6 separate regions of the Mus musculus genome follow, and regions 2, 3, 4, 5 and 6 are each linked to region 1. A link is a loop called in an ENCODE intact Hi-C map of the cell type or tissue named here. Cell type or tissue: gastrocnemius. All regions are shown on one strand.

Evidence for each region. A loop is a pair of places that touch in the nucleus more often than their neighbours do. Peaks named below come from ENCODE experiments on the same cell type or tissue, not always from the same donor. Only the 100,000 strongest peaks of a DNase experiment are listed, where the experiment ranks them.
Region 2: a loop joins it to region 1, with 6 times the contacts of the local background. A loop is called at or near these places in 30 of 42 quality-filtered maps.
Region 3: a loop joins it to region 1, with 2.9 times the contacts of the local background. A loop is called at or near these places in 11 of 42 quality-filtered maps.
Region 4: a loop joins it to region 1, with 4 times the contacts of the local background. A loop is called at or near these places in 10 of 42 quality-filtered maps.
Region 5: a loop joins it to region 1, with 3 times the contacts of the local background. A loop is called at or near these places in 2 of 42 quality-filtered maps.
Region 6: it touches region 1 in a loop (16-fold over the local background); 30 of 42 quality-filtered maps call a loop at or near these places.

Annotation. Positions count from the first base shown.
Region 1 is chrX:74,246,212-74,251,211 of GRCm38, forward strand. Flna (filamin, alpha) reads right to left here and starts at 323. Exons shown (of 46, transcript NM_010227.3): 1 at 1-323. The coding sequence starts at 225. In gastrocnemius, CTCF peaks have their summits at 197, 2,549 (motif pointing right), 2,762 and 3,533 (motif pointing right); DNase peaks (open chromatin) are centred at 334, 1,036, 2,615 and 3,611; H3K4me3 peaks cover 3,817 bases; H3K27ac peaks cover 3,994 bases.
Region 2 is chrX:74,426,066-74,431,065 of GRCm38, forward strand. It overlaps G6pdx (glucose-6-phosphate dehydrogenase X-linked), which reads right to left and starts at 2,815. Exons shown (of 13, transcript NM_008062.3): 1 at 2,758-2,815; 2 at 1,987-2,114. The coding sequence starts at 2,106. Ikbkg (inhibitor of kappaB kinase gamma) reads left to right here and starts at 3,616. Exons shown (of 10, transcript NM_010547.2): 1 at 3,616-3,756. In gastrocnemius, a CTCF peak has its summit at 2,853; DNase peaks (open chromatin) are centred at 2,926 and 3,671; H3K4me3 peaks cover 3,003 bases; H3K27ac peaks cover 3,222 bases.
Region 3 is chrX:73,960,208-73,965,207 of GRCm38, forward strand. The region is part of intron 1 of Hcfc1 (host cell factor C1); the gene reads right to left. Among named protein-coding and RNA genes, the nearest start is that of Hcfc1, 3.6 kb to the right of the region's middle. In gastrocnemius, no CTCF peak of the experiment used is centred here; DNase peaks (open chromatin) are centred at 2,370, 4,239 and 4,524; H3K4me3 peaks cover 1,677 bases; H3K27ac peaks cover 2,519 bases.
Region 4 is chrX:74,021,113-74,026,112 of GRCm38, forward strand. Irak1 (interleukin-1 receptor-associated kinase 1) reads right to left here and starts at 2,809. Exons shown (of 15, transcript NM_001177973.1): 1 at 2,498-2,809; 2 at 2,254-2,421; 3 at 1,954-2,085; 4 at 1,737-1,840; 5 at 1,361-1,552; 6 at 1,073-1,137; 7 at 737-851. The coding sequence starts at 2,633. Mir5132 (microRNA 5132) reads right to left here and starts at 2,486; the gene lies at 2,416-2,486. It overlaps Mir718 (microRNA 718), which reads right to left and starts at 2,824; the gene lies at 2,737-2,824. In gastrocnemius, a CTCF peak has its summit at 2,816 (motif pointing right); DNase peaks (open chromatin) are centred at 1,787 and 2,799; H3K4me3 peaks cover 1,820 bases; H3K27ac peaks cover 1,883 bases.
Region 5 is chrX:73,795,840-73,800,839 of GRCm38, forward strand. It overlaps Pdzd4 (PDZ domain containing 4), which reads right to left. Exons shown (of 8, transcript NM_001029868.2): 2 at 3,995-4,248; 3 at 2,919-3,009; 4 at 2,355-2,453; 5 at 991-1,053; 6 at 537-638; 7 at 262-372; 8 at 1-81. Among named protein-coding and RNA genes, the nearest start is that of Gm23615, 11 kb to the right of the region's middle. In gastrocnemius, a CTCF peak has its summit at 2,814 (motif pointing right); a DNase peak (open chromatin) is centred at 2,861.
Region 6 is chrX:74,411,169-74,416,168 of GRCm38, forward strand. G6pdx (glucose-6-phosphate dehydrogenase X-linked) reads right to left here. Exons shown (of 13, transcript NM_008062.3): 3 at 3,948-3,985; 4 at 3,740-3,848; 5 at 2,696-2,913; 6 at 1,151-1,309; 7 at 798-923; 8 at 397-490; 9 at 90-276. It also overlaps a transcript of Ikbkg not described here. Among named protein-coding and RNA genes, the nearest start is that of G6pdx, 15 kb to the right of the region's middle. In gastrocnemius, a CTCF peak has its summit at 2,399 (motif pointing left); a DNase peak (open chromatin) is centred at 2,391.

The DNA.
Region 1 (5,000 bases):
CAACCCATCGCTCAGGTCCGTCTGCAGATTGGCGATGCGCTTGCTTACGCACTTAAGGTGCTCATTGCACCAGCGGGTGAATGTGTTCTGCTGAATTTTCTTCCACGGTGCATCTTCTGCTAGGTCTTTTTCGGTAGCCGGCATCTCCGCGTCCCGTGAATCGATACTGCCTCCCGGAGACGCAACCGCCGCACTCTGGCCACAGCGGGAGTGAGAGCTACTCATTTTGAGGCGCGAGGAACGGAGGGGCGGTGCTGCAGCTTCGCCGATGGGACGGCCCTTTAATTAAAGCAGTAGGCACCTCCGAGCATGAACGACGAGGCACAGAACAGAGGTTGCACTGCGGAAAGAGCGAGCCCTTTAAATGTATGCGAAAGGCGGAGCCAGAGGCAAAGTTTCCTTGGGGGCGGAGCCTCTGGGTGGGGCTTCTGGGCCGCGCCCGCCCCACCTCGCCCCTCCCGTTGGAATGCCCCACAACGCCCCCCGCCCCCATCCCCCGAAGCTGCCTCTGCACTCCGCCAAAAGCAACTCAGCCCCGCTGCTTCAGAAAGGGTCTTTGAGCCCCAAAGAGCACAAAAAGGTCTGGCAACATCCGCTACAGTACTACAGGAAACGGACCCCAGATCTAGGAACGCTTGAGCAATTCTGTCACAGAATTGCTCAGCTCCAGCAGGCACACCCTTACAAGGGACTTTCTTTCCCCAAGGTCCCTGCAGAAGGCGGAGCGAATAATGTCCCGGTATCACTTGGGCTCCGCCCTGACCCTGTACCCTCTTCTACATTCTCTATTCTTCCCGAGCTTAGGGTTCTCAGCCACAGTGTGATCCACAGCAGAGTAAAGCAATCCTGTGAGCGAACCCTTCCAGAGCGCCTAACGCTGCTGAGAGCTCTTTGTATGCTGTCAGACAGGGCTCTCATCACCTAACATAGACACCCACAGAGCCCTGGCACTCCCTACCCATCTCCTTTGGTCTTCCCAGTCTCCATGACCCTGGCCTGCACACCTGCACAGGCCCATTCCCACCGTCGTCTTCTCTACTGCCTAGTTCCATCCGCGAGGAAATGGGGCCAGCACTGGGCCAAGTGGCCACCAGCACTACAGGATCAAGCAGCTTTCCAAAGGTCCAGGGTATGCCAATGCACACAATCAGAGGGCGCCTGCCTGCCTGCCTGCCTGCCTGCCCTGTGATGCATGTAGATCTGTACACCTTGTACCTGCCATACTCACTGTTCTACCTTGGGCCCTGAGGAATTCTGGGGGGAGAGGTCTTCTCTGGCTGAACAGTCCCAAGCCTTGCTGTGACCCTAGAGATGTGGAGGGGCTCAGGGAGAGGGTCCCAGATTACTGAAGAAAGGAGAGTCACCAGACATCAAGGCTTGCTAAGGAGCCTGAGTGTGTTCCCTAAGTAGTGTGAAGCTACTCACTAAAAGTTAATTTAATGATAGATATTCTCTGGAGATAGTGATGAGGATGCTGTGCTGGGACAGAAAGGAGCGAAGATACAGAAAAAGAAAACTGTAGGGGATACTCCCAACCATCCTCTTTAGTTAAGGGGATTCATCTTACCTATGTCTTTCCCGTGGTAGACTTTTCCATCTACTTACTCTGTACTTCAAGCCTCTCCAGAATGTTAAATTGTTTTTCCAGAAAGACAGGCTTCTGTCCCTACTTCTCAATTCTAAGACCAGTGGCCGCCGGGGCTGGAGAGATGGCTCTGTGGTTAAGAGCAGTGGCTGCTCTTTCAGAGGACCCAGATTCAATTCCCAGCACCCATATGAAAGCTTACAACTGTCTGTAACTCTAGCTCCAGGGAATATGACACCTTCACACAGACATGAATGCAGGCAAAATTATGCACATAAAATTAATTAGATAGATAGATAGATAGATAGATAGATAGATAGATAAAGACCAGTGGCTGAAAGAGGCCTTGGGTTGACCAACATGTCATGCCCAAATATGGTTGACTCTCCCACAGCCTGGAGTGTCTTCATTGCCTGTGGTAGGGCTATGATAGGGCTTTGATCACAATGGGCAGAACCTTTCAGCATAGTCATCTTGAGATTGTCTATGATATCGCCAGTCAAATAACATTTTCAGTACAGAATCCCTCCCCCCCATTCTACCTCCAGTCACCTGCATAAATATCTGCACCAAGTGAGCCAAAGGTTGAGTTGGGGGACATGATGGCAGAACTGTGCAGGGATAACCCAAATGGAAACTTCCAGCCATGTTATTCAAGACACAATTAGGGTAATATTTTTGGTCCCCCTGATCTACTGGAGAGCAAAGCCCCATGTACGGAATTGCATTAATACATGATTTTTCATTCAATGCCATTTGGCTGGATCACATGAGTTCATTAATGTACAGAGAACAAGGAAAACTGAATCATAGTAATAGAGCACAAAGAACTTGAGTTTCCTAGCTTCCAGCCCTATGATTTGGCTATTTAGGGGGAAAAGAGGAAATGGGGGGGGGTGTCCTAGCCTTAGAGTGCACAAGTGCCACCACCAGATGTCGCTCCATCCCAAAGATCCAGATGAGGCAGCCCCAGGAAGCCAAAATCCAGCTCTTTCATATTTTCCCTTATTTGGAGTAGATTCTTGGATGGTAGACACACCCCGCCCACCTCCCCACCCCACTCCTCTCAGACCCCAGACCAGGCCCTCCCACAGGGAACTATAGGCCCAAGCCCACCAGCTATACTGGGATCCTGAAGAGCTATTTCTAGACCTGTGTAGCCAGGGGGCGCCAGGAGGGAAGGAAACAGAAAATCCCCAAAGTGAGACCAGTTCCCTTAAAGCAAATCCAGGTGTGGCAGAAGAGAACAGTGATTTCCTGAGCTCACACCTTGGCCAAACTGGAGCTGCAATTGACTGCGGGTGGATTCCACCCACTTTTTCTGGCCCCAGTCTGACTTTGGTATCTAGGAATGCTGATGCTTATGTCCTGGCCGTCAATGACATAAGCATAACCAACCTGAGACAGGACCCAAAACCCAGACTGAAAAATCTAGTTGGCCATGCCCCTGCCACAGCCCTGGAATCAGCTCCCCATAGCCAAACCAGCAGAGGACTCTTGTATCCACCCTTGTTTCATCTCTCTTGTGTCCACGTTTGACACTGACTAAAAAGTGTCCTTCCAAGTTGTCACTCACCCTTATCCTAATCAGGGTACTAGTCTTAAAAGACCTTTCCGGGATAGGTACACAATGACCAGTTTATGGGCACCCATGCCTGTACCCATCTCTTGCCAAACGCTCAGATACTAGCCCCCTTTTCAAGGACTCCCCCCATAGGCTCGAGTTCCTGGATTCCTGGACATAGACACAATAAGTTTGTGGTAAACTATGCAAGGCTATCTCTGGACACCAACGCAATGCCTGGGACCTGAGTCCACACCCAACCTGCTCCTGGTCTTGGCCTCTCGCTTTCCAGACCTCTTCCCAGCTCAGGAGCCTTGCATCCACTATCTGGAGACTATCTGGCGTGGAGCTGACCACAGAGCCCTCACCTGCTGTCCCTCTAACCGCCGGGTGGCGCCCAGCTCTTCGCGCCCGCGCCGGAAGCCTCAGAGCTCCACTGGCGTCCGCTGCGCGCTGCGCGCCTCCACGCGAATGAGCCGCTGCCTCCCGCCTTCTTGTTAGCTGCATCCCCGCCCCACGCCCGCCCCGCGCCCGGCCCGGCAAGAAAGCCTTAATTGGTAAAAATCGCCCGGGAGCTGGGGGCAGGGAGTGGGTGCGGGGCTCGCCACGAGCTCAAGTGCCCCGCTCAAGTGCTAGCGACGCCGCGCCCCCCGCCCCCCCAATGAGCTCAGCGCTCTGTGAAGGCTGCCAGGCTTCAAGGGAGTAGGGCTCACCTCCAGAGCAGGGTCTGCAAACCCTATGTTTAGGACCAACCTTTATGAGGCTAGATGAGTGTAGGGGAGCCAAGTGTTTCCTGGTTAGAAAGGAGGCTCTGTTCCAAGGCCACCTATTCTGAGGAGTTCCCCACAGTCACAGCCTTCTGTCTCTGAGCAAGCCTGGGTTGGCCGCACAAGTCAGATCTTGCTCCATGGGATGAGAGATAACAGGTAATTGTAGTGAGCACAAACTACTCCTAAGACCCCAGTAGGTCCCTGAGCCCTGTGATGACACCCCCACCCCCACCTTCAGCTATCATTGATTTGGCCCCTGTTAGGTACCTGGGAACAAACAGAAGAAATATACTGAATTCTCAAAGCAATCAAATGCAGTCCCAAAGCCTGGGAATGTGCAATGTGGTACAAAGAGCCAAATATCTGTGAACTTAGTGGACATAGCCATTACCTAATATTGTCAAGCTCTCTCTTCCTCTTCTACATGGCCATTTCCTGGTAGCTTTAGATTCAACTCAAATGTCACTTTCTAGGGGAAGGCCAAATAAAGAAATTACATTTCAACATTCAGTTATTTTATTTTTTCCCTACAACCCCAATTGAGCTATGTTTGCATCATGCCTGTGTACACAGTAAGAAGAAAGAGTGAGGAAGGGAAGGAAGGGCAAGCTACAAGAGAAGAAAGAAGAGAAGGGGAGGGAAGGAAGGAAGGAAGGAAGGAATAGGAAAGAATAGGCAGTGGTAGTACAAGCCTTTAATCCCAGCACTCTAGAGGCGGACAGGAGAATCTCTGTGAGTCTGAGGCCAGCCTGGTCTACAGAGTGAGTTCCAGGACAGCCAGTGCTACATAGAAAAACCCTGTCTCTAAAACAAACAATAACAAAGATGGAAAGAAGAGTGAGGGAGGGAGTTTGACCACATTTGCAGAGTCAATTTGGTGATCTGTAGTTTAACTTGAAGAGCAAAGCACTGGGGTCCTTTCCAGGGAGCATGCATGCCTTTCTAACTTTGTCGGCTCTGCTGGCAATGACATTTCACATTCTGGCCTCCAAATAGAACTAAGGTCTCTTACTTTCTGTCTAGTAGGAAACCTCTACTAGAGAGACAAATGGATTATCATTGTTTGCTAAATTAGTGGCCT
Region 2 (5,000 bases), 180 kb after region 1:
TTAGTACACAAGAATCCATTTGTGACTTCTGTTACATGCAGCTCCCCAAAGTACACTGTCCCCACAAGGAGGATAGGAACTGAGACTATTATGTAATGGGAGACACTTGATTGCTACGTTTAATGAATGGAGAACTTGCAGGTGTCCTAGATCAGATAGCACCTGCATTTAGTGAAGTATCAGGCAGGAGCTACTCTAGGGGCTAAGCATAGGGTCTGTCTGTCTCTCTCTCTCAGGACCTCTGAGAGGAACAGAAAGAAACAATGATGCTTTTTAGAAAATCTCTTTCTTCCCCACTCCCTTTTGCTGGAACTAATAGTTCCTATTTCTACTCTGGAAGCCCGGGTTCTTACTCCCAGAGCAGAGGAGAGCAAAGGGGAACCAAACTGATTGCAGTGAAAGGAAGTTGCTCAACTTGAGGCTAGAATTCACATAATTAGCCTAGGATAAAGCCAGAAAAGCTGCCTGGTTTTTGTTTGTTAGATGAAAAACACCAGGGTTCAGAGAAATGTAGACATTTGTTCCAGGTCACATAATAAGCTATCAACAAGGTATCTAAGAGTTCATGTCCTACAGTTAAAAATGATCTTCGATGACTGGGTTATTGTTGCTGCATGCTTATGAAAGCATGGGTGGGGCAGGGGAAATAATCTTCAGTTACTTTCTCTTCCATTTGGCCCTTTAGACTGAAAGCAGAGTCCCACATGCTAAGGTTTGTGGCAGATACATGCATAGCTCCTTTAAGGGGACTAGGCTAGAGACAGGGCTGAGGGTAGGGCTGCTGTATTGTGTGTTCCGACTAAGTACCTCCCTTAGGTCTTAGAGCTACAAGGAGCCAGGGGACAGTGCTTTGGTTTGTCTGTCCCTTCCCCTTTCAGTGGCAGGGCCCTTCTCCTCAGCTTGTTTCTGCATTCCTTTTCGAAGTTCTGCCACTCCCATTTTTGCTCAGAAATATAAGGCAGACAACAAACAAGTCTGGCAAAGGGGGTGGCATGTTCTGATGTCCATTTTTTGGATAGTACTGCGATTGAACCTAGGGCCTCATGCATATGAGGTTAGGGCTTTACCACTGACCTACAGCTGTAGCCCTTGGTGCATGGCAATGCTCTGTGTGAACAAAAAACCACAGAGCTCCTCCAGCATTGAGGGGTCCAGGGTGGAAGGTGCTGAGCCAGTGGCTACCCTTTCAAGAACACACTAGTTCTGATGAAGTTCTTGTCCAAGATTACACAATAAGTTAATAGTGAAGATGGTCACACGAGGGTGAGCTGATTCCAGGATTAAAAGCAAGCAATTGAGTTTACCTTTGCCATCGAACACTGGCCACTGAACGTGCCCTGCTGCCACATAGCACATAAGGGGGTGATTTGGTCTAAGCCATGACTTTACTAAGCCCCCACCTGCTCCAGTCTCACTGTGTACTGTCAATACAACACCCCTCTGACTGCTTCTGTTCTTCAGTTTTTCCTAACAGAGCTGGGACTAGGTGGGATGAACAGAAATTTGCAGTAGGCTTTGGAAGATATGGCAAAGAGGAGGTGTTTATCCCTAGGGAACTTCATGCCGTAGAAAGAAAAGAGGGAGAGGCAGGACCTCAGATTCTTCCACTGAAATTAACAGTAATATTTTTCAAATTACAGATTCATTAAAATCAGAATTTTCCCTGATTGCACATCAGTTTTTTTTTTTCATCCAGGAGGAAGAAGTGCTACTGGGTGGTGCTTTAGCACCTGTGATGGTCCAAGTCTGGTCTCCACTCAATGGCTCAGCACAGAGTTCTGAGATGTGACACAAGTACATGTATATCAGGTACTGCTGTGATGATCAGGACACACAGGTGGAGTATATGCCATAGAGTTCAACCTAGTAGAACTTGTGGGTACCTCAGCAGTTCCGTCAATTGGGAAAGTTGAGATAGAGAGAGAGAAGTGCCTTGCACAAGGCTATATTTCATCTTTTAGACTCGGGGCCTGAAGGGAGACTCACCGATGCACCCATGATGATAAATATGTGTGTATCAGCTTGGTGGAAGGCATCACCCTGGTACAACTCTTCCCTCAGGATCCCACACACCTGGGTCCGGCTCAGGGCCACCTGCTCTGCCATGATGTTTTCTGGTGGAAGAAAAGACTCATTGATATGGTAGGAGAACGAAAGAGCATTGACAACTTAACCTTATCCAAGGGTCTTTTGGGTTCTCACCAGGCTGGTGACGATTACTAAAACCACTGGCCGGGAATGCTCTGTGTGTGTGTGTGTGTGTACGCGCGCGCGCGCGCGCGCGCGCGAGCATACATGCATTCGGAGATTCAGAAACTGCTGCCTCTGAGCTCCAGCCATAACCTCCAAAGTTGCCTTCGCTAGGGGCTGTACATTACGAAAGTACTAAAGCTTTAATATAATTCACCTAGGACATCCACTGTGGGCAGCTAGATAAAATCTGGTTACGGCATCACACTCTGTATATGGGACCATCGTATCGTACTCGGGTGTCTGCCAGAAACTCCACAATGAACTGAGCACGTTTGATTGTGCAGATGATGGAGTTCAGCTCCGGCTCTCTTCTGGCCCAGTTGGGTGATCCCCGAAAGTCCCTTCTCTTCTAAAGGTCTAGTCCTCATGGGCCCAATGCGGGGAAAGTGCGGGATACAAAGGGATGGGTTAAAAACTTGTAGATTAGCGCGCATCAAAGGGACTCGCGGCGTACAAGCGTGAAGCATGTCCCTCCACCGACATGCCATCAGACCACCCCTTTACCTGAGTTTAGTTGCCGCTGCCAAACACGTTCACAGATCTGTAGCGCACAGCCAGTTTCCGGGGGCTAAGCTTCGCTGGCCCATTTAACGCAAGAGGGCGTGTGCTTTGACTGAGCTGACCCGCCTCAGGAGAGGCAGGAGGGGAGGAGCTTCGGGCTAGTCTATCATTGCAGGAGGAGATGCGCGCGCATCCCTGGCCAGCCCCGCCCTTTGGCCTTCCCCGATGCCGCTGCCCCTACAATTTCGAGATCGCAAAGTCTTGTCATAAGTGCAGCTCCACACAGTTCTCCTGGGTCCCCGTCTCCTGTGTCACCCAGCCATTATGTATGGCCTAGCTTTCCGCTGGACCTTCGAGGCCCTGCACCTTCCCGGATGACCCCACTTCCGTTAGCAGCATAGCCACGCCTTCCCTAGCTGCTAGTTTGGCTTCGGAGCTGGACTTTCGCAGCTTCCTCTAGGCTTTTTCCTTGGTGGGGGCCCAGCGGCAGAGAGCCCAGTAGCAGGACCAGACTGAAACTTGGGTGTTTTAGTGCGGATGCGGTGCCTTGAAAATGGGGTAGGGGCGAGTGTGGGCGTGGTGACGCACTACTTTAATCCTAGCAGACGGGAAAAAAGAGGCAGGTAGATCTCTGAGTTCGAGACCCTGGTCTTATGGGACCCTGTCTCAAAAAAAAAGTGTGTGTATAAGTGTGTGATGTTTATCAGTGAGGAGAGCTCTGGTGTTCTGCTGGCCGACGCAGGCTGGCGATCTAAGACTTTTCTTTGGAACAGAGTATGGCACTTTGGGGTTTTGATTCACTGGTTAATCTCCAAGCCTTTGAGTCTGTGTTTTACTTCCGGATCCCGCACTTACGACACCGGAAGCCGGAAGTGGAGTTTTCCACTGCAGAGAAGGGAAGGGTGACCGCCTGACTAGGACTTTCTAGGAGCTCCGGTTCTGTCGGAGCGGTCGGATCCCTCTGCTCCTGCCCTCTTCACTTCTGGCCGACTCTGCTGACAGGTGTGGTCCTCTTCTCCAAAGACAGGGCTCCATCGGTGGCTGTTTCGTAGCTTCCGAGACTCCAGAGGTCCACACCCTTCCCCCCACCTTAGGCCCAGTTTGTTCTGCCGCAAGCTTCTAATTATTCGCTACCCAGATTATTTAGGCTAGTCGGATTGAATCTGCCCTTCCCTTCACTGCAGCTGTCGCCTAAGGGCTTGGCCCCTAGTGCTAGAACTCTTTAGGTAGCAGACATTTTCTGTTGATCAAACTGTTTCTGAAACACGTTTTGCACTGTAGGCCAGGTAGACCTCGAACTCAAAGTTCTGCCTCAGCCTTTCGAGTGCTAGAGCAACAGGTGTTCGCCATCAGGCTAGGCTGTTTATCAAACTTGAGTGCATTTGAAGTCTTTAAAAAGTTTTCACGTGTACCTTCACAACTAAAGGTCTTACCTTCTGCACCTCAGTTTACTTTGCAAATGATTCATAGTAATCTGTTTGCCTGTCCTCATAACATTTATCTGACCTGAGAAGGAATGTGTTGTCTTGGCATTTCCTAGGAAAAAGGAAGGACCAGAGAGGGCAAGGGAGAATAGTTGGTGGAGAGGAAGGAAGGGAGTATAGGTGGTATAGGATCTTGTAGGCTGTTGTATGGACTTTGCTTTTTAACACTAGGAGAAATGGAAACTCTGAAAGAGTTCATGGTAGAGAAGAGAAGTAGTTTGAGTTATTTTTGAGGTAATTGGCCCCAGTGGGGCCAATTAACTGCAAAGGGCCATTGAAAAGGCAAAGCATGGTGACCCGTAAAGAGATTATTGCAGTAATGCAGGTGAAAGATGATAGCGCTGTCAGCCTTGAATTACTGAAAAAATTTAAAATGTACAAAAGTAGAAATAATAATATAGTAAATTCCATGTACACATTTCTTAGCTGTGACTATCAGCTCATAGTTAACTTTAATCCACACCCCATTACAATCCTTTACCATGATTATTTTCTTTTCTACAGAAGATGTTATTTTATGTGTATAGGTGCTTTGCTATGCTTTCCTAGTGCCCAAGGGAGTCAGAAGAAGGTTTCAGATCCCCTTGGATTGGAGTTACAGATGTTTGTGAGCCACATCTGCAACAACAAGTGCTCTTAATCCCTGAACCATTATCTCTCTTGCTCCACCCATTGCGATTTTCAATAACAGCTTTCTTGAGACATAATTGGCATGCTACAAAAATTACTATTTGTGTGTGTGCCCCCCACATGCATGCATGA
Region 3 (5,000 bases), 290 kb before region 1:
CTGATGCCTTCCCTTCATGCAGGCAGCTGACAGACAGGAAAGAGATTGCTGGCTCAGAAGAGCCCGAGGCAAAAAGCAGTCTCTGCTGACCACGAAAGCCTAGCTGCCTCTGCTTTGACTTCCCCACTCATCTCCTAGGTGATGGTCCACAGGCTCTGGGGCAGTGCCCCTTCCCCACACGCACAATGTTCTCAAGCCTGAAGTGGCAACCAAAGCAGAGTGTCTGTGACAGAAAGTTCTCAGGAGCCACTCACACTTCTAACTGGGGCAAAGGAGAAGTCACCAAGAAAGGGAAATCATCCCTCAGGTACCTCCTGGTTTCCCAAAGACAGTATTAGACAGTGGTCAAGCCTTCAGCTGGAATGGAGCTCTTCCCTAGTTTGCTGGCAGTTTGCTCTTTCACCTAGGCTCCTATGTCTGTCATACCTACAGTGGCAAGGGCTCTGGTTATGTTATAGGCAAACACATCCTTTTACCATGCCACACATTTAAAGGATAAGTGCTCAGTCAGTCCGTTTGTTCGTCCCCAAAATCTAAGACCAGGGCCCAGAGGCAGACCTGCTGCATGTCAGTCAGGTGAGATCTGAGAAGGAAGTAGGAAGGATTTCAAGTCCTGGATCTGGAGAAGGAGGCTGCAGCTACTGTGAGGAAAGGCTTCAAAGTCAAGACCAGCCCCCCTCCAAGAAGTAGATGGGAAGTCAGGTTGTTTTGGAGGAGGGGACACAGGAGGCTTTTGTGGACCAGTCTAAGTTGTTAATCTGCTTCTCAGCCATATTGTCCATGCAGGGGAAAAGGTGTATCTCTACAAGAAATAGATGTTTGATTTGGAGACCAATGTACTGAGAAAGAGGGAAACTGCTTGTTTTGCTTTTTCTGCTCCCTTTATTTAGATGCATTCGAGGACAAAGTTCTCTCCTCAGACACCATTTGTAAAATCCTGTTTCTCAACTCTAAGGCCATATAGGCAACAACTGTGCCCTGCCTTGCTTTAGGGAGGAGGGTCTCCCCAGGTGCACCTGGAACAACCAGCTAGCTCTTAAGACTCCTCAGTGGTTTAGCTGAGTCACTAAAGACAATACTATAGTCCCCATCCTCTCTGCCATTTTTCTGCTGGAGTGATGCAGCTTGTACTGCTTGTGGACATGCATGCACGCATGTGCCCACACATCCAAACGTTGGCTCTTGACCTATGTCCTTACTCCTAGTGTAAACATGAATCAAGAAATGTAGGAGCTTCCAATACTGAGGTAAATCAACTTTGCACAAGTAAATAATCCATGGAAGGAGTTTCATCCAAATTACAAAAGAAAAGCTAACAGGAAACCTCTGAGGCAGCCTCAATCCAGTCCCCAGTTACCTGTAATCCTAGGCCTTGAAAGGTGGAAGCAGGAAGATCAGGAGTTGAAGGTGAGCCTGGGTTATAAAAGACCCTGTTTCAAAACACACACACACACACACACACACACACACACACACACACACACACACGAAGGGAAACTCACCTGAATTCAGAATAAAATCCACTGATTCATTATCTGTCACATATATGGGCAGTCCCTCACTCAGCTAAAAACCCTTGTGTTAAAGCAACAGGTAGGGAGTCTTGAGTAAAAGTTAAATGGCAAATGGGATTAGCTTGCCCACAGCTTTCCTATCATGCTGATCCTCTGACCCAAACGACCAGGCCAGAAGTTAACTATGATGTTCTTGAGCCTCCCAGATTAGCAGCTTCTCCTATTGAGACCTAAGAGGACCTAATCTGGCTCTAGAATGTCTCTTCTTCTGGTAAGGCAGAAGCAGCCCTTCCCAACTTCCATCAAGAGTCTGTTAGGGAGTAAAACTCTTGGTATGGAGATAACATACCATCTCATCTCACCTACAAATCCCCATTTTACGCCCTACAAGTGTGGAAGTATGTGAATTTCTCTGTCTACCTTGTAAATCTAACAGCTGCTCTCCCTTGCCCTCAAACACCCAGTGGGGTATCATGTAACCCAATCCTTGGGTCCCTCATTGTTGATATACCTAGGCATGTCCCTGGCCCTCTAGCCTGACCCTCATCAGAAGAGGGGAATTTGAGGAAAGGAGTCCACCTGTCTTCAGGCTCCAGCTCAAGATACTTTTTTACCTTCCCTTTCTTCAGTCCAACGTCATTTGTAGCTTGTCTCCCCATCACCATATAGACTGATAACACCCATGAAGCAAAGAACACGGTGCAGTTCAAGAAATTATTTTCCTTTCAGTGTGATTGGTTATACCAAAATCATTTCCGATGAGGCAGGCCCCATGCTGGAAGGCACAAAGAAGGCCCAGACCTCCTATTTCCCATCTGGTAGGTAGGCTGTGAACCTCTCCACTGATAGGAAGAAAAGCTGAAAGAGCCTGGAACCATGCCCAACCCTTGGGAGCAGAGCAAGGGTGACAAAGGACATAACTGAAGGAGGTTTCTCTGAGTAGAAAACATTTAAGACAGAGCTTTGAAGAGTAAGTAGGCTATTTCCTAATCAGCAAAACTAACCAATAAGGAAGTGAGCCTGTTAAGGAGGGCCTGAAATAGACAGGGGAACAGATGTGATACCCATTTGAATTAATAAAATTTAGGTATATGGACAGAGGTAAATGGATGTGTTTCTAAGTCTATTAAGGTTCACACTCTGGCCCACTTCTACTAGTAGCCAGTGCAGTGTCCTAGTTTGGACTTGTCACTTCCCCTCTTAGACTCCAATTTCCTTATAAGTAGGAAGTCCCATTAGATATTTTGTAAACCGCCCCCCCCCTCCAGTCTATGGAGGGATTGGAGATGTGGCTCAGTGGTACAGAACTTGCTCAAGGCTCTGATCCACACCCAACCCTGGGGGGTGGGGGTGGTTACTTCCAATATCCACCAAGGCAAAAACAGCCTGGAAGAGGGACCATACACACCCAGCTTCAACACAGCACATTTCACCTCAGCCTGTATGGATCCTCGAGCTTGAGGCCTCTTGAGTAATCTGAATTGCCTCATGGAAATAAAATTCCTTCACAGGCAGTTGCAACCCCAAGACCTACCAAAAGCCAGTGAAGGGTCTCTCAGCCCCCATGGTGACTGCCTCTAAAGGGGCAAAGTCATGTATGCATGCACTCTCTAGCACACACAAACCCAGTAATTCCATTGGGTAACCCCTGGGTGAATTATACTCCACCCCTTGCAAACTGAAGAGCTGACCAATACAGCCAAGTGCACACACACCCTGAATCTCTTTCCTCTTTCAAAGAGGAAAAGAGGAGTTTCTAGAAGAGCATACTCTTTAAAGGGGTAAGTACTGATCCCACAAAAGCAAAGGGCTATAGGCAGAGGCATGAACAGATTATGAACTTAGGCCTCTTTGAAAACAAAACGAAGGTAAGCAAAAGAGGCAGTTGTAATGAAGGATGGGCAGCCAGAATAGCACAAGAACTGTTAGAACTCTGAGCCTGCCAAATACACGAGACCCTGTCACCATCAACACAAGGGGTACACCTATTAAGGTGAAGAAGAGGGTATAGCAGGGTCTGCTAGTTGCTCTCTCAAGCCACCTAAAACTTGATCAGAACAATTTGAAAACTTTGTTTTGGAGGATTCTAGGCCTTTGTTGTAAGGGAACTTGACTTTTTAGAAACCTGGTTACCTTCTAACATCCAACCTCTGCAAAATGGTAACAAATTAACACCAAAGTGGTCAATTGTTTTCAGTAAACTAATGAATATGTAGAGGTCCCAGGAAGCTAAGACATAGGCCTGCAATGGACTTTGGAGCTGACTGTAATTAGGCCCCTGCCCTACTTTCTAAAATTGTATTTCCCTGCCAGAAAGTCTGCTCCGGGCCTTAGTAGAAGAAAGGTGGTCCAGGAAATGGAGAAGGTGTTGCTGCTGCTCCTGTGGAAGACATCTCTAAAAACAGCTCTACTACTACACAAGTTGTACCCCTGCCCTTAGCCTTACCTTACTGGGCTAATTTCTGCCACCACAGCTGCCTGGGCTGACATAAGCATCACCAACCTTCCCACCCCCCTTTCTGCAGAGGCCCTGAGAAAAGCCCAGCTCCCTGCAGGCAACAGGTGTGGAGAGACAAGGAACTCAAGAGGGTTGAACCCACCAGTCTTTCAGAGTCAACTTGGGAGGGGGAATAGTTCAGAGGTGCAGAGGCAGGCCTGTATACTCAGCCTGGCAGGGGAGGTGCTGAGAAGCTGCCAGGAGAGTCTGGCTCCAATTCTTGTTCCATGAACTACCCCAGACCACGATCTCCTGCCTACTTTCTGCCTCCTCAGTGTGGAGTGTGTGAGATGGAGGGTGGGGTCAATTGCTTCACACTTGGTCCTGCCCTCAAATGAAGAGGAGGTGCCTGGGACCGCAGGGGCCCAGAAAGGATGAGGGTGCACGGAAGAGGCTAAGGAGCTGGCAAGGGAGGAAGCACTGCAGGCTGCACCTACTGCAGCAGAGGGAAGCTTCTAGTCTACCAGAGGCAAGGGGGCTGGCTCTCACCTGGACACAACTGGCACATACTTTCAGCTTTGGCAAGCCCCAGCACTTCTTTTCCCTTAGGGCAAGGAAAAGGTCCTGAAGGCTCTTGGGCAGTCAACCGGCGACTCAGGCCAATCCCCCGTACTACATGTGCAGAAAGTGCCAAGAGGCTACCAGAGAAGGACTCAAAGCTTTCTGCCCTAAAGACAGAGCAAGGGAAGCAAGCAAGGAACAACATGTGGCTCCCATAAGGGAGGGGACAGAGGCCAGGCTTTAGATCAGCTATACCTGCAGATAGGCTCCTCCCAATTTGCAAGGGCTTGGGTTTGGGGAAGGAGGCACTAGTTAACCCCTTCAATCTCTCTCTCTCTCTCTCTCTCTCTCTCTCTCTCTCTCTCTCTCACACACACACACACACACACACACACACACACACACACAAAAGACACACTGAGCCCTCCAGTCTGCTATGGGGGGCGGGGTGGGGGAACTCAATTGTTAAGGCACCAGATTAGGAAAAG
Region 4 (5,000 bases), 230 kb before region 1:
GACCCCCCCCCCCCAAATTCCCCTCACCTGTCACTGTGCGGCTTGGGGCAAGCTTTATTCTGAGCCTCTGGAGAATGAGGAGTAAGACTGTCTATGACCTAATTCACGAGCAAGTGGTAGCTAAAGCTATACCGAAGGTTTTGGCAAGCACTCTACAGCTGGGATACCAGCTAGGAACATTTCACAGGACTCAAGACAAAATGTGATGGGCTCAGCTCTACCTAACAGAAAGTGCTGGTGCCCTTCTCCCTCTCCTCTCTCAAAACAGTTTGAGAAGGAAGCTCTTATCCTGTATATGTGGTGGCTTGTGAGTATGACATTCAGGCATGGCTCAAGCTTGGGTTCAGTCTGACAGCCTGTCTCCACTGGTCCTCATTCCTCAAGAGCTATATGTGGACTAAATACTAAATCCTTTAGCTACTCTGCTTGCAAAGCCAATAACTCCCAATAGAGGAACAGTGGGGAGAGGACAGAGGAAAGAATTGTATGGAAAATCTTGGGCCAAGCTGAGTGTAATGTAACTCTAGCATAGAGCAGGCTGACGCAGAAGAATTGCCAGCTTGAGGCTAGCCTGAGCTGGGTAGTGAGGTATTGTCTCAAACAATCAAGCCAGTAAAAAGGAAGAAAGAAAACCCTGGGCCAAATCTTGAGTTTGAGGGGGAGCCAGAAGCCCAAGTCCTGCCTGACACAGGCTAAGGGGCTATGCCAATAAAGGTGCCAGATCAGCAAGGACTACCTGAAGGTGGAGCTGATCCTCCAAGGAGCCATTGGGCAAGAAGCCATAAACAAGGCAGTATAAGCCACTCTCTGCACAGTAGCCAGCAAAGTCTACGATATTTGGGTGACGAAACCTGTTATAAAGAGTGGAGTCTGAGTTCTTTAATTTTCTGGGTTCTACTACTTTTCATCAGGCCAGGCTAGGTAGGCAGCACTTGATGTTCCCTCACCCATGCCAGGCCAGGCCTTGAGGGCCCAAGGGAGCCAGATCTTGTGTTGTGCAGTCCTAAAGACTGATGAGGCCGTGGTGTGGCTCACCTTGTGCCCCTAGACAGGAGGGACCCCCAAGGCTCACCTTGATAGCTGTTCCACCTCTGTTAAGAAGCTCTGTTTCACCATAGTCCACTCTAGGTCAGCTTCCTGTAGCCCCAGGCATGGTGGGGTAAGAGGTAGGGAAAGTAGGTGACATGAGCCAAGCTTGCCAGTTGTTTCCAGGCCCAAATCTATGGAAGGCTTGGGGTCCTTGAAGGAATTGCTTGGGGAGGCTGGAGACTGCAGAAGTGAGGGGCTGATGGAGGGAGGAACTAGACAAATAAGGACTGATAGATTGTCTTCCAGGTGTCTACCCCAATGTTACACCTACCTCCTTCAGTCTCTTCACAGCATATGTAGTATTTCTCATGACTGCTCGGTACACACATCCAAAACCACCCTCTCCAATCCTGAGTTCTTCAGAGAAGTTGCAGGTGCCTTGGGAAATCTCACAGAAGGGCCAGCAAAACGGGGAGGGATGGGCTCTTTGGAGGCCAGACACTGGGCTCTCTGGGCTTGACTGCTGGAAGAGACCATGGACCAGGCGAGGACCCTATCTATTCCCTTTGGTCCAGGTTGAAAGCTCCCTTCAACACTAGTTGTCTCTCAGATGACCTGGCTGTGCTGATTTGGGCTCTGTGGTACACCAAAGGTTAAGTTTCTTCCTCTTTGTCTGGAAAATTCCCTGGGGGTTAAGAGACACCTACCTTGGTGGAGGAAGGGGCTGAAGATGGTAGTGGTGGCCCGAGGGAAACAGGGAGTGGAACCTGGAGGAGCTCTGACTCAGAATGGGTCTGGGAGCCTGGAAAAGCTTCATAAAGATGGCAGTGAGAGGCAGAGACCAGCAGCAGTCTACAGCCATGTCAGCAGTCATGGTGGCCTTTTCCTCAGGCATATCAAGCCCAACACCCGGGTTCTTTTTACCTGGGGAGAGGAAGGTGGAGGCAGAGGACTGCAATTTCCGGGGGCTCCAGTCCCCGGCCTCAGAGCCTGCAGAGATGCTGCTGGGCCTTGGGGCAGCGGTGCTTGGGGGCACAACGGGGGCAGGAGGGTGCCCTGGGATAACAAGGAAGGAAAGGAGGGTTGTGACTCAGAGCTCTCTATCTCTAAGTGAAGGGGTGGGGGGGGGGGAGTTCCCATATGGTTCCCTGTCTCAGGAAACTCTGTACCCGTCACCCCTCTTGGGTTCCCATCCCTAGGGTCCCTGGGGCTATGCTCGCTCACAGGCTGTGATGATGTCCCTCGCACGCAGCAGCTGCAGGTGCGTGAGGATGTGAACGAGGTCAGCTACGCGCGCGTTGCGGTTGATCCAGGGCCACAGAACACTGGCTGTGCGCTGCTCGGAGCGCTCGCACAGCCGCAGCTCTGTCTGGTCGCGCACGATCAAGGCCGCTGCGGGATGGGGAACATCAGGCTTCAGCTCCAGAAGCCTGAGTCCACCACCCCACGCCGGCCTGCCGTCACCCACCGAACTGGCACCAGTCGGCGGGCTCCAGGGCGTCCATCACTTTGTAGAAGCGGCACATAACCCAGGGTGGCACCTCGTACAAGAAGTGCTGGGCGCCTGGAACCACAGGCTCCCCGGGGCCCGGCCCCCCGGCCATGGCCGCCGCCGCCGCCCCCGGGCCGAGGCCTCTCGGGGCCTCGGCGGGCGCGGGCCTTAGCGGGCCGGGTCCGCGGACACTGACTCACTTCCCCTTCAGGCCGGCCTCGTGCGACACCCGGCCGGGCGGAAGAGGCGGCGCTCGACCCGCCGCCATCTTGCCCTCCGCGGCCTTCCGCCACACGGGGGCGTCCCGCGCCGCCCTTGACGCGGGGAAGGAGCTCTGCTACGTAGGAGGGAGTCCCTAATGGGAGAACCGAGGTCTGTGGTCCTACACAAACATCTGAATAGGGCTGAACAGGATGAAGAATGACTTCCAGTTCTAGAGACAAAGGGCACGATGTTTTTACACGATGTTCTACAAAGGCAGTTTATGCCAAGCCTGGTGAAAGTCACGGAGAGGCTACCCTCGCTTTAGTTGGGGAGCAGTTTGAGAGCCAGCCAAATTGTTGGTCAGTCAGGGTTAAATATGGGTAACAAAATGGCCCTCTGGCAGACTGTAGTCATTTGGTGATAAGGATGGATGCCCTGAGAATGGTCTGGAAGAGTGTATACCATGCTACTGCTTGTGTGCTAGATCTCCATGCCCCCACCACGCCCCCAGGAACCTTCCAGCAGCTGGGCCAGCAAGTGTTAGATCACAGAATCTGCCTGTGCAGGATTCTAATTAGCTTTCCAACTAACACATTTATGTCTCTTAACATACACATGGTGTTCGGCTCTAAATGTCCCTTTCCTTTTTCTGTCACACTTTTATCTTAGTTTGCACTTCTCTCCATAAGGATAGTAGGGTCTAGCAGCTTCTCCTACCCCTTTCTAGAGTAGTTGTTGGTGATACCACCTGTTGTGACCTTTAGCCACATGAATGAGTGTCTCTTGCCTATTCCTCTACTGTTCTCCATTCAGGGTTTTCTTTGGCCTTTTTGGTCACTATGACACACATCTCAGCGCACACTACTTTCTCATTATGCTCTCTGAAGTCCTCTTCATATGAGTGCACTACTCTTAGCATTAGCCATTGCCACTCACCTGCACAGACTGTATGGCTTGGATAGTGCTCCCTGCTCAGGTGGTCTTCCTCAAGTACAAATCACTAAAGCCCAGCTCTTTAAAAGAGCTGTTAGGAAGATGGCATAGCCAGCCTCTGTCCACCCACCTGAACTTATATACACCAACAGCCTTAAGCCAGATAGAACTCTTTAGATGTTGGGCTTGGTGGTACACCCCTTTAATTCCTGCACCCAGAAAACAAAGGCAAGTGAATCTCTGTGAATTTGAGGTTAGCATGGTTTAAGTTCCAGGTCAGCCAGGGATACAAAGTGCAACCCTACCTCAGATCAAGACCAAACCTGAAAAAAACAAACAAACAAAAAACAAAACAAACAAAAAACCCAAACCCTGTTTAGTAGGTGTCCTGAAAAGAACTTATTCTGTTCTGAAATTGAGTTTGCATATACACCCCTGCTGTAGCCATTCCTGATAAGATTGAACATAAACAGCTGTGGGGAAAACTTCCTAAACCCAGCTCCTCTCTTGAACACACCTTGAGCTTGCTGGAGTTCTGTACCTCTAAACTTTTCTCACTTCTCACTGCCCAGGGATGATCCACAGGCAGCAACTTGGTATTCCTTGTTTGGCCAGCTGAAAGCATGCTTGTAAAGCGGCAGCTTTCTTCTCCTGACCAGTTTCCCCAACAAACACTTTTTGTCATATCAATCCTAACTACAAAGGGTTCTCTCTCACTAGCCTGACCTCTAAGGAACTTATAGTATGTCTTCAGAAAGGTCTACACAAGATCCATGGCTGGCTCCCACTGGGGCCTCTTCTTTGAAGCCACAGTAATTGTGGCCACTCTCAAGATGAGGTCAAACTAGATGTGGTGGTGCATACCTGTAATCCCAGAACTCTAGAATCAGAGGTAGGAAGATAACTAAAATTTCAAGGGCAGCTTGGTTTACAATGCATAGTTCCAGGTCAGCCAGAGCTACACAGTGAGACCTTATTATAAAACAAAGCTTGGCATGGTGGCTCATATCTGTAATTCCAGCACTTGGGAGGCTGAGGCAGATCACCCTACATACTCAGTTCCAGGCCAGCCTAGAGTAGAAGTTGGACCCTGACTAAAACCAAAACAACCCAAGAGGTTAACCATATGCTGAGCTTCCAGTGGTTTCTCATGGGTCAGTCTATATTAAGATGTGCCAACTCCATTATCCAAAATTATCATGTGTATATATGTTAAACTCTATGGGCAGGGATTTGGTCCTTTTTATGGACGGGGGACTCTCAGTGTCTGGTACACACCTGGTACTCAGTGTATTCTCCATGTCTATAGGTTGAATCATCAATCCTTTCATGTAACATTTGA
Region 5 (5,000 bases), 450 kb before region 1:
CCGACCCACCCCGCTGTCCAGGTCCTGGCTGTTGTTTAAGCCTGGGCCCCCATCAGGAGCCCCCTTCTCATCATTTCCAATCTGGGACAGAAATGACAAACATACTCAGTTAGGTTCTCACAGACAAGTGTGCTGCAGAAGGACTAGAAAGTTCACAGCTTGCTCCTCTCCAGGCCCATGCTGGAAGACAGTAGACACATTTCCTTTCTCCTTCCTCCCTCTCTTTCCCTACCCAGTTAGCAGGCCTTCTTCCTTCCTTACCTGCTGGACAGGAGGTGACTTTAGCTTCCTAGCACGAAGGTCCCCTTCATTCTCAGATCCAAAGTCATCTAGGAAGTCATCTCTGTCACTGTCTTTCCACCGCTTTGCTAGCTGCAGAGACAAGCATGAGATAGTCAACACTTTAAAGCCCTCCCCAATGCCCTTCCACCTTGCCCTAGACCCTGCGCACTCAGTAAAGTAAAACAGGCCAGCAGCCTTCAAGACAGAAAGCCTGTGAGGAGCCCTGTGTCGCCCTTTCATAAAGACATACACACCTGGCTCTCAGGTCGGGCCACCAGCAGGGAGATGTTAGTGTTCTCCTCCTGGCTCAGGATGGCCACTGCCTCCTCTCGATTTTGGACATCCATTCCATTAATCTGCAGAGGTTTAGAGAATAGTCAACAAGAATGCTAGTGGGGGACTCTGGCTGTGCCAAGGACAGGGTGTTGAACTCTGGGAAGGCATAAATTAGCAGAATGCATTGGGGGAAAGGATGGCCTGGCCTGTATAAGAGCATATGTGCTCAGAGAATGGAGAAGTAGAAGAGGGCAGGGAGGTGCTGGCAGGAATACATGGGAGCTCTCAGGGAAGTTGAGCAGAACAGAGATGAGATTTGGCTCAGGACATGGTAGATTCCAGGGTAGAAGGCCAGGTTCTCAGCAGAAAAGATCTAGGAAGGGGTTGAAAAGAAGGCAGGGCAGGCACGGCAGCCTGATTTCTAGTGCTCACCTGGATGATTCTGTCTCCCTCACGGATCCGGCCATCTTTGGCTGCAATGCTGTTGGGATTTACCTGCAGGACACATGCATCTTGGGGACTTTGGCAACTTTGATGCCCTTTTCAGTGTGTGTGTGTGTGTGTGTGTGTGTGTGTGTGTGTGTGTGTGTAAGCGGGGAAAATGCCAGTCTTGCTCACTTTCCCACTTCACCTCAGACTAGCAGCTTCTAAGCTTTAGGAAGCAGGAGTGGGACAGTGAGCCAAGGCAGTTTGTTCCATCAGCTTGGGAGATACAGGGTGACCAGAAACAGTTCCCTAGTCCCTACCCAACACTTCAGTGGTTTTGCCTCTATCCCTTGTACTACTATACTGTATATATCAAAGTCTTTTTTTTTCAGTGTTAAGGAACCTACAGCCTTGTATATGTTAAAAAAGTATTTTACTATTGAGCTATACCCCCAACTTCATTGAAGCTTTATTTTCTTTTTGTTTGCTTCCTTTCTTTCCTTCTTTCTTTCTTTTCTTCCTTCCTTCCTTCCTTCCTATTTTTTCTTTTTCTTTTTCTTTTTTTTGCATGTATGTGCACAGCTGCATGGAGGTATTGGTTAAATCCAGAAGAAGGTATTAGATCCTCTGGAACTGGAGTTAGAGGTGGTTGTGAGACATCTATGTGATTTCTGGGAACTGAACTTGGGTCCTTTGAAGAAGCAGTAAGAATCATCCTCCTAAAACACTTCCCACATGCATACTCCCCTTTAAAACAGTTTCACTATGTAGCTCTAATGAACCGCAAGCTCCTAGAAATCTGTCTTTGCCTTCTAAGTGCCTCTGAGTTACCCACACCCAACTTATTTGTTTTTTAAATAGGGTCTCCAGAAGTTCAGGGTGACCTTGAACTACTAATGCTACAATCTGGCCTGAGCCACCACACCCAGCTCAGAGGTCTTTCTTTCTTTTGGGGGGCGGTGAGGGGACAGGAACTAGGCACTGGCATGTGGCTAGATGCTTCTTCATAATGAAAATACATAAAGTTGTGTGTTCTGGGCAGTGGGACCTTTTCCATTTGGAAGAGTAGCTTTAGTAGGATAGTGCTAGCATACATAGACATCTGCCAAAGGGAAGAAAATGGGGAGAGAAGGTGGGCCCCATTAAATCCTTGATGCCTGCGTACAGGTCAGCAGGGCTGTCTCCTTGGATATACTGAAACCATAGCCACCCTGGCCTTGACACCAACAACCTACTGTGACACCTAGTGGGTAGTTAGGACCTCTGGGCAGCCCTAAAGCCTGGAAAGACTTTGTGGAAAGACCACAGAGCTGGACTAGAACAGCTCTGGGGCTCGGTGTGCCAAAGCCTGCTGCAGCACCTCTCCATACCTCTCCAACGTAGATGCCTAGGTCCTCCTCCTCATCTGTGCGATAGCACACCATCAGGCCCAGCTTGTCTTGGTGGCTGTTTTTACACAGCTCCACCTCCTGCCACAAGAGGTAGGGGAGGAAGTAGAGGTATAAAGAACTGAAGTGTATAAGCAAGGACGCCTGCAGCCTTGGCCCAGGCCCTTGCCCCTAGCACCCCCTTGCCTTCTGCTTCAGTTATCTGAACTGAGTGTGTAGCCCTTCCCTTTGAGGGTTCCCTTCTCTTACCATCCTAAATGTGCGAGTGTTCAGTGGTTTCCCTACCAGGAAACGCCCAAGACACAAGATGTACAGAACACACAGGACACAGACATGCATGGGACACAGAGTCACCAACAGAGACATAAGGAACACACTACCTCACCCACACCCTCCCTGACTCAGGCTGCTCTCTACTGGGAAAGGTCATGAGGCCCAGCCACCAGGGGGCGGCAGGAGCCAAGCCTGGGCAGAGCTGCAGAAAGTGGGCCTGCAGACTCTTGGTGGCTGCAGGTTCCGGCCAGGCAGGCCAGCCACTAGGCTCACCTCGTACTCCAGCTCGTCCATTCGCTCTGCCTCCTGCGGGCCGCCCTCCATGAACTCCGCTGGGTCATAATACTCATGGCTGATGGGGGGGCTGCCCAGGAGAAGGGGGGGTCAGATGGGCCATCTGCTTCCTTGGCACCCTAGCCCCAGCTCCAAGCTGGCTAGTCCCAGTACAGTAAACAAAGAACCCTGTTCTAGATGTACTTTCTAGAAAAGGTGGCCAAGCTGCTTTTAGAACCCTCCTCTTTGATCGACACAAATGGCTGTGGAAGGATTGGAAATGCTCCTCAAACGAGCTCACAGGGGTCCATCCTAAGGACCTAGGCAGGTACACCTAGCTCTCCCCATCCCAACTCCCAGACCAAGAGCTGATTTCTCCAAAGCTCTAAGTTCCCAGGCTGCCTCTGGCACTGTACCCACTCATGCAGAACCTTCAGGAGTTACCCAGGTCTTCTACAAAGCAGCATTATTCTTCTGCCTCCAGGAAGGGGTTGTCCTCCTTGCCTTAACATTAAAACTGACAGCTCACTGCTCTATGGCCTACCTCTCTGAACAAAAGGGTTCCCAGGGCCACCTCCCTATAGCCCCGTAGGATTAACAGAATGAGTCAGTGCTGCTCACATGGTCACAGCCACCAGGCCAGGATGAAAGGCCCTTCTTCTTAGAAGGCCAAAGAAACAAGCCGAAGGGATGGAGGAAATTCAGAGCAAGTAGAAGAATGGGACAGACAAGGGATGCAAGAAGATTCAAAGAGAGATGCTTGTGAGGAGGCAGAGACGATGGCAGCAGAAGAGGAAAGAGGATGAAGGAGCAGCCAGGTCCCAGGAACATAGGTGTCACTTCAGCCTTTCTGCCAGCTGGTGCCAAGCCTGAGGCCAGAGGCCTGGAGGTTCTGAGCCTGAGTGCCATGGTCAGCTCTAGTGATCAAGCCTGCTTAATGCCCAAGAGTGGCAGCTGAGTTGTGTCTCCCCACCATGGCTAGAGCTGAAAGCCGCCTGTGGGTCACATGGGGACAGCTGCCCAGGTGGCATGTCCTCTCTGGAGGCAGGGCCCAGGCCCTCCTGAGGGCAACTCACAGCTCAGAGAGGACGTACGGCTCCAAGATGCCCATGGGTGGGGTGGGCGGGCGCAGCTTGCCCAGCGCCATGATATGCTCGAAGGTGATGTCGGTCTGAGTGCCACTGTCCACCAGCTGAAGGTCATGGCAGGAGCTGTCCCCCCGCAGACGGGGGCTGCGTCTCAGCACCTGGATCACCAGGGGCTCCTTGGAGGCACGCAGGGCCTCTAGGGTTTGCTCCTGAGACAGCTTGGAGAGCTCCTTTCCGTTCACCTGTGGCAGAGATATGCCTCTGTGAGAACCCTCAAGAGCCGACTTCTCCCCTCTGGAAGTGAAGTCCAGCAGGACCCTGAGTTGCTAACCAGCACCCAGACCTGTTCAACCGAGAAATGTGCTCTCCACCCACAGCCCTGGCTACCCTTAGTGCCCTCCTTCCCAGGCAGACCCCATTTATCAGCCTTCAACCCAGAGTTCTGTCTGTGTGTTGCTGAAATTCCCTCAAAGCCAGGTGACTGAGTACCTGTACAGAGTGTGAAAGTTCTATTATCACCTTGAAACATTTGCAGTCCCTCCTCCATCAAGAACCATCCGCAGCTCCTTGATCCTCCCATAGGATCCTCCTCTCTTCTGGCTGCACCGAGGCCAGAGACAACTAGAAGACTGCACTGCAAATTTCCTTAATAATAACTGAGACAAACTAGCCAACCTCAGGGACTGTCAATTTGTACTACCCAACACTGGGGCCAGAGGATGACTGAGTTGAACAAAGCAACAAACACAGGGAAGGGGTAATGGAGAAAAGAGTAAAATGTACAAGGCTGTTCCTTTTGATGACAACTGACTTGCTGAAGAGAAGAAGGTCTCCTGACACTAAAAAGGTCTAGAATTGCAAAGTGTCTTTTAAAAGGTGCCAAATGGTGGCCAACACAATTTGTTGGGGCACTTGCTATACACCAGGTTGCAGGCAAGGCCCTTTAAAGTGAGTCCTCACCAAATCCATAGCCCTGGCAAATTTAAGGGAGACA
Region 6 (5,000 bases), 160 kb after region 1:
CCATGTATTCATACCATGATCATAACAAGAAGTGTCTCTTTGTGGGCACATTTAACCCTGCCTTGCTGGAACCTAGAAATTTCACCTACCGTCCCACCGTTCATTCTCCACATAGAGGACAGCTGCTGCAAAAGTGGCAGTGGTGGACCCATGGGGTACTGTGGGGTCATCTAAGTATCCATTGGCAGCTTCTCCTTCTCCATTGGGGTTCCCCACATATTGGCCAAGGACCACGTTGTCAGTTTCCACCTCTGAGATACACTTCAACACTTTGACCTGGGAGAGAACCAATGCAGGTAACAGGGAGGATGTAGGACAAGAGCCCAGTGCCTTGTCATAGAATTACTTGTTATGGGGCATGGCTGCTGGGGACCTGGTGGACATGCCTCCACCTACCTTCTCATCACGGACATCATCTGAACCTGTAGTGGCAGGCTTTTCCATGGCCACCAGACACAACATCTGCAGGAGGTGGTTCTGCATAACATCCCTAGTAGCAGAAGAGGCAGATGCTCTAGTCAAGTGCCATTTCCAGGGTGAGGCCAAGGGGATAACTAAGTTCTAGTTGCCCTAGGATTACCAAACAAGGCTTCCTAGTGACAAACTGGAAAACCTTGGTTCCTTACCCCTAGTGTCTTCCCAGTATCCTAAGACAAGTTAGTAGATACTAATCCTAACCCTTTGGGGTTTGGCTAGATGGGAGTTATACCCTTCATGGCTACCCCCAACAGGTCACTTGAACACTAGCCCTCATAGTGTGAAGATGAGCTGAGTTGGGGTAGGATATGGGTTCTTACCTGATGATCCCAAATTCATCAAAATAGCCCCCACGACCCTCAGTACCAAAGGGCTCTTTAAATGTGAGGATCACACAAGCAATGTTGTCTCGATTCCAGATGGGGCCAAAGATCCTGTTGGCAAACCTGTGGGAGGTTCGTTTAGAGGCTAGCATGAGAGACATTTTGGAAGGGTTCATGAATGGATGCTACATTTGGGATTCCACAGTATAGTGGCTGTATCTGAGCTAAGTACCAAGCTTAGTACCCTGGCCAGCATCTAGGAGGAATTTGACTTTGGGGCAGCAGGGCAGGTGGGGTTCCTTATGTTGCCACCCTTGCCCTGGTTCCCTTCCACCCCATCCCCTATGCACCTCAGCACCATGAGATTCTGGACCATCTCTTTGCCCAGGTAGTGGTCAATGCGGTAGATCTGGTCCTCACGGAAAAGAGAGGAGATGTGGTTCGACAGTTGATTGGAGCTCTGTAGGTCTCTCCCGAAGGGCTTCTCCACGATGATGCGGTTCCAGCCTCTGCTTGGAGCCCCCAATCATGTTATTTCCCAAACCTTTCCCAGGAATAGGCCTATGGCCATGTCATTCTGACCCTCACACCAGGGAGCAGGGCTTTCATCTATTGTATTCTCAGGTGACTCAGGGAAGCTCTGCTGGCTACTATTGATCCTTATCCTGAATAGACAGCATCTTAGAAGCTTCCCTGACAACATGGTAGGGACTGGAACAATTCCAGGGATTTTTCCACCTTGGTGCTAGGGTAGCATGACCTTGGGTGGCCTTGTTCCCCACCTCCCAATGCCAGACCCTTAGAGGGTCAGAAGTGGCCCAGCAGCCAACAGGAAAGAAGGACACAGCTTCCTTACTAGTTTTACTTTAATTAGTCTCATGTATCCAAGGTTGGCCAAGAACTTGTTATGTAGTTAAGAATGACCTTAAATTGCTGCTTCTCCTGTTTCCAGCTCCCAAGAGCTGAGATCACAGGTACTGTGCCATCATGTCTGGCTCCCCTCATTGGTTTTATGTTCTTGAAGTCTTATTGTGTTTCTCAGGTTGTTCTGGAATTCCTGGGTTAAAGGGTACTCCTCCCTCATCCCTTCAGTAGCAGGGACTATCGTCATCGCCCAACGCAACTGACTTTAATTGAGTTTACTTATTTTTTAAACTAGCTTTTATTTGTTTTTTTGAGACATATTCTTACTATGAAGACTAGAATGACTTCAAATTCAGTACGTATGTAGCCCAGGCTGGCCTTGACAACATAATAATCCTCCTGCCTCCTGAGTACTGGAATCACAACTGTGTGTCACTACACCCAGCTAAATTTTTTTTTTTTTTGGTTTGAGACAGTCTCACTCTGTATTACAGGTTAGCCTTGAACTCCAAGCAATCCTCTTGCTTCAATCTCCATCATACTGAAATTATTTATGTGTCACCTTGCCCAGATTTCCATAGATTTTAAAAGACCAGGTTTCTTTCTTTGACACTCAGAGTGCTAAACTTGTTTTCTAAATTCAGGAGGAAGAGAAAGATGGTTTGCAGTCAGCAGTGCTCTCTTATGAAACAACACTGCCACCTTGTGGATCTGCTGAGGATTGGGGGTGGGGGAAGGAATTCTCACAATGAGCATCTGTTCTGTGGAGCAACACTGTCATCTTATGGTCCTGGTGGGAAATGTTGCAAGGGGCCACTATTTTGTAGTGAGAGCCTTGGAAGGTAGAAGCTGCCCAGTGTGTGTGTATAGCCTGTTCCTTTTTTTTTGGGGGGGGGGGTATGCTATTCCATATGGACAACACACTAGGGGCATTCATCTTTTCAACTTGCATAGACTGGCTTGACCTGGGGGCTATTTAGAGTAGCAGAAACAGGAACAAACAGACAGGAGTGAAGAAAGACAGGTCTTACGTCTGACTCATGCAGGTCTCTTGAATGTTCTTGGTGACTGCTTCATAGACTGTGGGGGGCAAGGCCAGGTAGAATAGACGGTTGGCCTGCATCCCCTGGTGCAGGGCATTCATGTGGCTGTTGAGGTGCTTATAGGAGGCTGCATCATCATACTGGCCAGCTACATAGGAATTACGGGCAAAGAACTCCTCCAGCTTAGGTCTTTCTTCTGGAGTGGCCTGGGGATACACAGATGAATGTCAACTTCTACTTTTCTCAAGAGTCTACAGTTGTTCTGCCCTAAAGGAATAGAAGATCTCTTTCTCTCTCTGTGCCTACCCCCCTCACTCTCTCAACAATTTCTTGTTCCACAGGTAAGGCGGGTTTTCCTTGAGTCCCTGTCATTGCTCTACAAGCACAGGAGTTTACTTTATCATGGTAACTTTGTGTACCCACAGGCAGAGGGCTAAGGCACATAGCAGGAATATATGCAGGTGGGGCAAATCACTGGCACATTTTTATGTATCCTTGGGGCCCTCATACCTAGAGTAGAAACTGGATTTCAGGAAAGTCTAACCTGAGAAAAAAGAATGATGGAGAAGGTTGTCTCTTCAAAATTACTACAGTAAACTATAGGTGGTGAGAAAATGTCAACATAGTGCAATTACTGTAGAAAAGAGGTACTTGGAAGGGTCCTTTCATCCAGCTACTGGCATGATCCAGTGTGGTACCAGAGCATAGCAGGATGAAGCCAGAGTGGAGCTAGGAGACAGATATGAGGTTGAAGGGACCTTCTTCCTGTCTTTGTTCAAAGGTCAGGAAGAATGTGGCACAATTAAGTAGACACAACTTTTGTGTGGTTGGCAAGGGAAAGCAAGGATGTGAGGTGTCAGAGATTGAGTGTTCTGGGTGGCCCTGCCTGTTAATAAGTCAAATGAGAAAGGAGGGAACTATTGCTTATGATGGAAATGGGGACATGTCTTCTCAAGGGATGCCTGGAGCTAGTCTTGCTGTGGAGTAGAAGAAAGGGCAGCACAAGGCTCCAGGATCCAATGTCACACTCACTTTAAAGAAGGGCTCACTCTGCTTTCGGATGTCGTCCACTGTGAGTCGTGAGCGGGCATAGCCCACAATGAAGGTATCTTCAGGTAGAAGGCCATCCCGGAACAGCCACCTGAGGGTACAATACAGCTGTTTTCAGACTGGCTAGGGAAGGCCAAGGCCTGTACCTGGTAGAGAGTATTTTGGGGGGTAGTGTAGAAATATTACCTACCAGATGGTAGGATAGATCTTCTTCTTGGCCAGGTCACCCTGCAGAAGAAGAAACATGTCAGAAAGAGCTGACACGACCTAGATCATTCCCCACCAGTGGTGATCTTAGTCCTCATTTGGGGTTACCACTCAGCTAGAAATATATCTACTATGCCCTCCCCATATATATCAGAGGATCTCTGAGACTTAAGCCTCTACCAGCCTTGTACCAATACAGATGAGTAGATGACACTGCTGGGTTCAAGATGAAACCCTAGACATCGAATTCATTAGAGCTTAAGGATGATAAAGGCAGCACATAAAAGAAAGACAAAACCTGTGAGGTAAGGCCTCAGATGTCACCGGAGCTAGAAGGCAATGAGATGGTCATTCAATTTGGAAAGTTAGAAAAATAATGGCAGGAAAAGTTTGATGATGCAGAATGAAGTCTTGTCTCTGTAACAAAGGCCAGATTTGGTGGTAATATATTCTCCCAATATTGAGGGAGATACTGTTTCAAAATCACCTCTTCTAAATCAGAATTAAAAAAAAAATAAGGTAGCAGTGAAAAAATTCAATGGAAAAATTGGGCTGGAGAAGATGCTCAGTGATTTTGGAGTAGGCAAGGGTTCTGATTTCCACCCCCACCCTACAAAAACAAACAGAGTAGAAAACTAACAAAAGAGCGCTAGAGGAGAGCTGTGAATTGCTATTTTCTTGATATGACAGGGCTGTGGTACACATGAAGCCACAGTAGCTGTAGTTGCCTGCATGAGATCAAGTTGGCCAGCATGCTGAGTGTGTGTAGTTCACAAGCTGCTACCCCTAGCTAAGGATCTGTTGGAAGATCCACTTCCCATCAGTGGCTGCTAGGGAATATAATTTTTCTTCATGGCCCCTTGGTAATTGCTCAAGGAGTGGATGATGGTTCCATGCTCATGAGAATGTAGGAAGCAATTATTGTACTTAATGGGTTATAACAAAAATAAAAATTGGGTGGGGGATCGGGGAGGTTGTCCAGAGGGGTTGAGAGAGAGAGAATGGAGGGTAGATATGCTTTAAATGCATTGTATAC